Regions from separate parts of the Homo sapiens genome. Here region 2 is linked to region 1. A link is a loop called in an ENCODE intact Hi-C map of the cell type or tissue named here. Cell type or tissue: GM12878. All regions are shown on one strand. Each heading gives the region's core, and the rest is flanking DNA. Links, peaks and the distances in the headings are about the cores only. Region 1 holds the start of MIR6503 (microRNA 6503). Region 2 overlaps MS4A4A (membrane spanning 4-domains A4A).

What was found. Hi-C counts contacts between places; a loop is a spot of excess contacts. Peaks named below come from ENCODE experiments on the same cell type or tissue, not always from the same donor. Only the 100,000 strongest peaks of a DNase experiment are listed, where the experiment ranks them.
Region 2: it touches region 1 in a loop (2.2-fold over the local background); 1 of 110 quality-filtered maps calls a loop at or near these places.

Annotation. Positions count from the first base shown.
Region 1 is chr11:60,204,951-60,209,358 of GRCh38, reverse strand. MS4A4E (membrane spanning 4-domains A4E) reads left to right here. Exons shown (of 9, transcript NM_001393391.1): 6 at 665-766; 7 at 3,539-3,645; 8 at 4,401-4,408. MIR6503 (microRNA 6503) reads left to right here and starts at 203; the gene lies at 203-288. In GM12878, for the core only: no CTCF peak of the experiment used is centred there; DNase peaks (open chromatin) are centred at 2,430 and 2,604.
Region 2 is chr11:60,308,675-60,313,082 of GRCh38, reverse strand. MS4A4A (membrane spanning 4-domains A4A) reads right to left here. Exons shown (of 7, transcript NM_148975.3): 7 at 4,113-4,408. Among named protein-coding and RNA genes, the nearest start is that of MS4A6E, 16 kb to the left of the region's middle. In GM12878, for the core only: no CTCF peak of the experiment used is centred there; a DNase peak (open chromatin) is centred at 2,282; H3K27ac peaks cover 1,511 bases.

The DNA.
Region 1 (4,408 bases), core at 110-4,109:
ATCCCATCCTCTACCTTCAAATCAAGCAATGCAGCATCTTCAAAACTCTCTTGAACTCTATTCTGCCTCTTGCTTCCACTTATAAGGATTCTGTCATTACTTTGAACCCACCTGAATAATCCAGGAAAATTCTCTCATTCCAGCTAATAAGCAACCTTGATTTCAGCTGCAAATTTAATCCTTTTTGTTGTGCAAAAAGAACAATGGTCCCCCCAGGGAGGTCTGCATTCAAATCCCCAGAAGCTGAGGATTAGGGGACTAGGATGCAGACCTCCCTGGGGGACCATTACTCTGCTTACAATCACGAAGATATGGAATCATAGTATTTTTTCAATGATATGAGTTTCTAGTACTCAATAGGATATGATGACAATTATCTTTATACTACCTTCCTAACATTTTAAAGCACTTTCATCTTCCATGCCCACAATAGCACTGGGAGGTGCTGAACTAGGGAATAAATGTCTGTGATTATTTTATTAGTGAAAAAAGTGAGAAGCTACTTCAGCAGATCAAGAATTGGTCAAGGGTATGGCTGCCATTGGGAGGCAGGTTTCCTGACTCCCAGCCAGTGCTTTTTCTCTTATGACACTGTGGTTGCTGGGAAATGTTTTCACTTGTCATCTCCATTTCTCACATTCCCTTGTTATGAGTTTTCTCCTAGGGTACGGATGGCATGGTGCTCCTCTTAAGTGTGCTGGAATTCTGCATTGCTGTGGCCCTCTCTGCCTTTGGATGTAAAGTGCTTTGTTGTAGCCCCAGTGAGGTCAGTATTGGCCTTCATTTGAAGGTATCTGTATTACTTTTGTATTGCTGTATAATCAGTTAAACAAACTTATAGTCTTAACACAGTACACATTCATTATATTTCAGTTTCCATGGATCAAGAGTCTGGGCCCAGTGGATGTGGGTCCTTGGTTCAGGATCTTATGACTCTGTCATCAGGGAGTTGGCCGGGGCTGTGGCCTTGTCTAAAGCTTCTGATTCTCTTTCATGTGAATGTGGCGGAATTAATTTCCTTTAAGTTGAGGACTCATGACAATGTACTTTTTCTTTGAGACCAGCAGGAGAGCCAGAGTCTCTAGTGCTTTAATCCTCTCATAAAGCATTCACATGAAGAGGTGAGGTCCATCCAGAATAATGAGTTTTTTTATAAACTGAAAGTCAACAAATCAGTCCTACATACGGGACTTGTATCCCATCTTATACACAGGTTTCATCCACACTTGAGAGAAGGGAATCACAAGGGGTCAGTGAGTGTCACCTTAGAACTCTGCCTAGCACAAGAGCTAAATAAAAGCTCTTTTTCCCCTTCCTTTCTCAAAGGGCATAACCTCTGAATCCAGATAAGAAAATATTTCACAATGAAGAGGTCCCCAAAAGTACTTGGTTTTATTCTATTATCCTATTACAACAACTTTTCCTGGAATACGGAAGGAATGTCATGATCTCAGACTTCTCTATCAGTCTGTGCCCACCTGCCCACTCTCTTACCCTGAGACCTGCAGCAGATGCTCCTGGCAGTTAAGCCAAAAGAAAGTTACACAGAGAGAGGAAAGTGAGGAATGGAAGGAGAGAAGAAATCAAGAAAGAGGCTCTAAGAATAATGGGGTGGGATATCCTCCTAGAATTGAGGGTTCCAGAATGAGGAAATGGATAGTAAAACCCCAACAGCTACTCATTAGCTTCATTACCCAAAGTCTGAAAGGCAGACAAAACCGTCAGCCAAAGAATAAAGTAATTGTAGTTTGAGGAGATTGTTTCTCTGGTGCCCTTCTCCATCATTTTGTGCCTCTCTGTCTTCTTTAGGGATTCCCAGGCAATACCATATCCCACTCCCCGACAACCCTCCCTCATAGAAGAGAGATTGACTATAGCGCATTAACTCTAGTGGTGGGGTTTTGCATTGTAAAACCCTAGAGGTGAGAGATTCTCAGCAATTACCAATGATTTTGTAATTTCATCAAGTGAAGTAACTTTCATGTCATGATATTTAAGTCTGTGTTCCCTTTGGCTCTTTGCATAGAAGCTGGGGAATGTTGTTTCCCTAATCCCCTGGTTTGAGTCCAGAAAAGCAGTGGCTTTGGGGCATATCTTGGCTAAATCTCTATCTCTTCCTGGTCCCCCACCGTGCCCTACCAATCGAATGTTGCACTGAGTTTGTGGAAGAATAACCAGAACTTTTCTTAGTTTTGTGATGATCCCTGCTATTCCAGGCCAGTGTGGTTTTTGCAATGCTTTATTTGTAACCAGCAAATCATGATTTGGGTATGTTGATGTCATCAGCATGAACAACCTGGTTTGGAAGAAGAGCCCCATATTTTTCATGATACCTTGGTTTACCCATCATATTGTGCACTGTCATCCACATGTAAGATTGATCCTCTTGCGAGACCAGGGCAGTGGTCATCAGCAGCTCAGGTCAAGAGCTATCACTGAATGTTGTGTCCTAAATCTAGCCTGATCTAAAGAATGACTGAGAATCCCCACATGACTGATATTGAGAATGAATCAGAGAAGAAAAGAGTAAACTCTGATAATGATGACTTTATGTGGGCAGGAAAGGGGCACTCTGAGGTGATTTGGGTGACTCACCTATGGCATTCTGATTGTTTGTGCTAATTACACCATCAAATTCTCACATGGCAGAAATAGCATCTCCCACACCACTTAAGACAGTTTGATGCCACCAAAAGATTAACAGAAGAATGCTCCAGAAATCTATGCTGACTGTAACACAAGAACCCCACATGAGAAAGTACCAGAATCCAACTCCAATACTGATAGACATATTGATATCATTATTATATGGAATCCAATTATGACCTCTGTGTGTGTGTGTGTGTATATATATATACGTATATATATACATATATATATATATGTGTGTGTGTGTATATATTCAAAATTTTGTTCTCATTTTTTCCCCTGGAACTCAACAACTAATTTCATTGGCCCTTTATCGAGAGTACTAGAAGTTAAATTAATAAATAATGCATTTAATGAGGCAGCAGCACTTGAAAGGTTTTCATTCATCATTAGGACTTTATATAAAGGCATTAAACTGGCAAATAAGATTTGGAAGCAGAAGGGCAAAAAGGTATTGCTAAAACGAGGTCTCCATGCAAAACACATACTTCTGCTCCCCTGTATAACATTCCTCTCACTTACTTGACTTTTTTTCTGCCATATTTGGGGACCAAAGTGCTTTTTCCTTCATGAAGTGGAGATTCATGCCCTTCTCCCCCATCCTTTTCCTTCTGCTTTCCTTCACCCATAGAAAGTACCTTGGAATAGTATAGTCAGTCCTTGCATGTGCACAAGCTATCATTTCAGTAAAGGTATACATGGAGTAAAAATCATATGAAGGATCAGATTCAACTTATATTTTCTATTTTTTCTTCTTCCTCTCCCTTCCCCCACCTTCTGCTGGGCAGAATTATATCTTAATCAAATGTGTATCCTGTGTCACATATGGAAATGTGCAACATATGGTATTTGTTAATGTTTGTTAATTACATTTGCTTTTTTATTGCAGAGCAAAAATAAAATTAGAAGCAATACTTTCATGTGCTACCTCCTTTCTATTCAGATGCAATATGATGGAAAGAGACTAAATGTTGATGTCGACAGTACTGTATGGTGGTAAATAATGTGGACTTTCTAATCAGACAACCCTGGGTTTTCATCTTGCTATCCCATCTTTGTTGTTTACTACCTATGTAGCTATGAACATGCCACAAAATTTATCTGTGCTTCATATTTCTCTTCAGCAAAATAGTAATAATATTGTCTGGCCCATAGACCTATGATAATTTCTTGGTATAATAAAGATAGAGCAATTAGTACTCTGGTACATATGGAGCCTCAAAAGCTTTAATTAATACATATACATATGTACATATATACATATTATTTATATTTGTCAGTTCATCATTTTATTCAGCATATATTTGTAAAGTATCTACAATGGGGCAGACATTGTTTTAAGCATATAAGAAAATAGCGGTGAATAAGAGAGATAATATCCTTCCTCTTGTAGGTTAAACTTTTATGGGACAGGACACAGATTAACATAAAACAATCAAAACATTTTTATATGCTGTTAGAAGCTAACTGTAAGAATTAATGTGCTGGAGAGTGGTTGTTGGTAGTGGTTGTGAAATATGAGTCATTAGAGAGTAACCAGGAAAGTTCTTTTTGAGGAAGCGATATTTTCATTATGATAAGATAAAAAGTATTGAATTTGCATGGACATTCATATTTTCCAACTCAGTATATAGGATTTCTCATTCTGCCCTACACTCACGTATCTATTGTATCCACCTTTCTCCATGCACGCTTTTCATGGGAATGTGAGGCCCTCCTTCTTTCAATGCTAACCTGTCTACTTTCTCCAGCTCCGGAG
Region 2 (4,408 bases), core at 255-4,254, 100 kb before region 1:
AGGAAAAGGTATATTCTGTTAATGGATTAGAAAACTCAATATTGTTAAGTTGGCAATTTTCCCTTATAGACCTATAGACTCAATACCTTCTTAATCAAAATCCAAGAAGGTCTTTTTGGATTGCATAAAGTTGACGAAGTAATTCCAAAATGTACATGAAATAATTAAAGACTTTGACTAAATCAATTTTGTTAATGAAGAAAAATAATATGAGACATATGCTACCTGATTTCAAGACCTACCATAAAGCTATCATACATTTTAATGATGAAGATTCATAATAAGATACAAAATGAAGATACAGGAAATTTCTAGTCAAGTATTAAGATAAAATGCATCTATTACTTCAGCAGCCACAGCAGTGGGCTTCAACTCTTTATTTCCTTCCTTCTGGTTTAATTCATGTTTTTATTAAAGATAAAAGTATGTCTCTCTTGAAATCCTTTCCATAGAGTATTGCAAGTTTATGGGATCAGGACTCAGAATCAGGAAAAGTAAGAGTTGTGGAAAATGGCAAATTTTAAAAATAGTTAATTTAAGATAAACTACAGATTTCTAATGGTCAGTGGGAACACCCGAGATGATTCTTCCCCAAATTGTTCCATGCTCTATAATCCAATTTACTGAGTAATGTAAGTGTAACACATCACTGTTAGAACTGTTGATTTGCCTCTAACTTTGCATACAGTATTATCATTTTACAACCTCAAATGTAAAAATACCTATTATAACTGTTATAACAATGAGCCCTTTGAGACTTCTCTTACATTTACGAGTGGGTTTAATTTGATTTTATAAATATAAATTACTTTTAATAGTTGGATGCATGTTTTCTCAATAGATAGCAGTTTTTGTAGCAATGCTGATTATAGTACACTTACCAGTTGCTTATTATTGATCGCCCGTTTCTTTATCATTGACTGAAAAAATACACAAGCCTCAATATTCTTTAATCTTTAATTATCCTTACTTTTCTTATAATCTTTGATATTTAGGACTGGTAGAGAAGAGAAATTAGATTTTAGAGGAGAAAGGGGACAGAAATATTTGATAACACAAATTTAACTTAGCGTGAAGCCTTCATTTTGCCTCAGTGAGTCTAAGACAAAAAAAAAACCCAAAAATACTGGATTCAAATTTTTTAAAAAAATCATTTTTAGTCACAGATATCTTGCATCTACCTGAAGAGCTTGGACTACTTATAGTTAGAAGTTATCAATAATATCACTTTATATACTCAAGACCTTATAACTTTTTTTTTCCAATTATTTACAAGGCGAAGTGCGGTCCCAAGATGCTTCCCTCAATGATGAGTTCAACTTTAACCATACCATCCCAACCGTATCAACCACTACTAAGGCAATTCTTGGCCCAACTTCAACCCAGCAGGGGAGCCTCTTGCAATCATTAAGCAGACAGGGAATCAAACTGGGCAACATGGTGAAACACTGTCTCTACAAAAAATAGAAAAAGTAGCTGGGTGTGGTGGTGCACACCTGTAGTCCCATTTACTTAGGAGGCTGAGGTGGGAGGATGGCTTAAGTCCAGGAGGCAGAGGTTCTAATGCACTCCAGCCTGTGCAACAGAGCCAGACCCTCTCTCAAAAAAAAAAACAAAAACCTATGAAACAATAATTATTTTTATTGTAAAAGTAGCAAAAGGAGACAAAGTCTCATGGACATTTTCCTACTGCTTTCTAATCACATATAGATAAAACCAAGAATAACCAAATGAAGAATAAATTTCAAATCACATGACATGAAACAAGTGCAGGTAGTCTTGTCTAAAAGTTGGAATCATAATATCTTGCACTAATAGCACAAAATATTTGCATGAACTTTTTACAACTAAAAATGCACTAATCTTAGGTTGCTTATGTAAGTGTTAAAAAAATTATGTATGCACTAATTATCACCAAGAGAAGGCACTCTCTTACCATTTTAAACAATCTCAAAGCAATATATCAGGATATAAGTCAGGATATTTTAAAAATCCAAGAAACAACAAAGAATCACGTGATGTAAGGACTATGTAGGATTTATATGAGCTTTGGCTTTTATTCTGAATTAGAGAGGAAGCCGTTGAAGGATTTTGCCCAGTTATTGCACTATCTGAATAAATCTCTTTCCTTGTCTTTATATATTTAAAACCCCAGGGGTTGGGCCAACTCCGGGTAAAACTTGACTTGGAGACTCAAAAGAATTACATTAGGGTCTGATCGTTCACTTGGAACTTCTCAGTTCTGCTTTTGTCTGTGAGCATCTGTCTGTCACGGGGCTGCTGATGGCAGCAAACTTACGTCCTCACAGCTCCAAACCCAACAGGAAAGAGGAAAGATGGGGAGACCATTTCTTGGTCAGTGAAGTGAAAATGATGAGATTAATTTTGATTGGAAATGTGTCAGTCATTCACACAATTGTTTTTTCCTAGGTCACAAGGCTACCAAAGAACTTCACTCTAGCTGAGTTGATGTAATTCTGCCACTTCCCAGATGTAGGACACAGGTCAACTCCTGAAATTGGGGGTTGGGTGAGCTCCACCCTTGTACATAAATTAAGAGTTAGATAATGGTGATTTTTTGGAGGAAATCAGGCCATCATTATCAGAACAAATGGGGAATAAATGCCGAGTACAAAATCTGCCAAGTATTAATACAATATTGAAGAAATAAAACAAGTAGGATATCAGTACATACACAATAATTAAAAGATTGGAATTAGGTACATACATAGACCAATATCTCTTTATGACATGGTAAAATATTAACAGTTGGCCGGGCGCGGGGGCTCACGCCTGTAATCCCAGCACTTTGGGAGGCCGAGGCGGGCGGATCACGAGGTCAGGAGATCGAGACACCATCCTGGCTAACACGGTGAAACCCCGTCTCTACTAAAAATATAAAAAATTAGCCGGGCGCGGTGGCGGGCGCTTGTATACAGTCCCAGCTACTCGGGAGGCTGAGGCAGGAGAATGGCGTGAACCGGGGAGGCAGAGCTTGCAGTGAGCCGACATAGCGCCACTGCACTCCAGCCTGGGCGACAGAGCGAGACTCCGTCTCAAAAAAAAAAAAAAAAAAAATTCAAAAAAAAAAAGAAAGAAAAGCAATAGTATTAAGTTCTATTTGGTGGTTCTTGCTAATTACCTTCCAACTTTCAACCAAGAAGATAGAATGTCTTAACTGACTTTTACCACACCTTATCCATCCCTGGAGCTGGAGAAAGTAGACAGGTTAGCACTGATAGAAGGAGGGACTTACATTCCCATGAAAAGCGTGCATGGAGAAAGGTGGATACAATAGATATGTGAGTGTAGGGCAGAATGAGAAATCTAGAAATACTATATACTGAATTGGAAAATACGAATATCCGTGCAAATTCAATAATTTTTATCTTATCATAATGAAAATATCACTTCCTCAAAAAAAAAACTTTCCTGGGTACATTCTAATGACTCATCTCTCACCACCACTACAGCAGCCACTCTCTAGCACATTAATTCTTCCAGTTAGCTTCTAACAACATATAAAAAGGTTTTGATTGTTTATATGTTAATCTATGTCCTGTCCCATAAAAGTTTTAACCTACAAGAGAGGAAGGATGTTCTCTCTCTTATTCACCACTATTATCTTATATATATAAGATATTATCTCTCTTACCACTATTTTCTTATATGCTTAAAACAATGTCTGCCTCATTACAGATACTTTACAGATATATGCTGAATAAAATGATAAATTGATATATATATCTAATACATATCTATTTACATATATACATGTATATATATTAATTAAAACTTTCGTGGCTCCATATGTACCAGTCAGAGTCCTGGTTTTTCTACCTTTGTTATACCAAGTAATTATCATAGGTGTATGGGCCAGACAATATTATTACTACCTTCCTAAAAAGAAATATGAAGCACAGAGAAATTTTGTGGCATCTTCATAGCTACATAAGTAGTAAACAACAAAGATGGGATAGCAAGATGAAAACCCAGGGTTGTCTGTTTAGAAAACCCACATTATTTACCACCATACTGTATTTTTGACATCAACGCTTAGTCTCTTTCCACCATATTGCATCTGAAAAGGAAGTAGGTAGCACATGAAAGTATTGCTTCTAATTTGATTTATTTTTGCTCTGCAATAAAAACAAACGTATTTAACAAATACCATATGTTGCACATTTCCATATATGATTAAGATATAATTATGCCCAGTAGAAGGTGGGAGAAGGGAAAGGAAGAAGATGAAATAGAAAATATAAGTTGAATCTGATGCTTAATATGATTTTTACTCCATGTATACTTTTACTCAAATGATAGCTCGTGCACATGCAAGGACGGGCTGTGCTACTTCAAGGTACTTTCTATGGGGAAAGAAAAGCAGGAGAAGGAAAAAGGGAGGGGG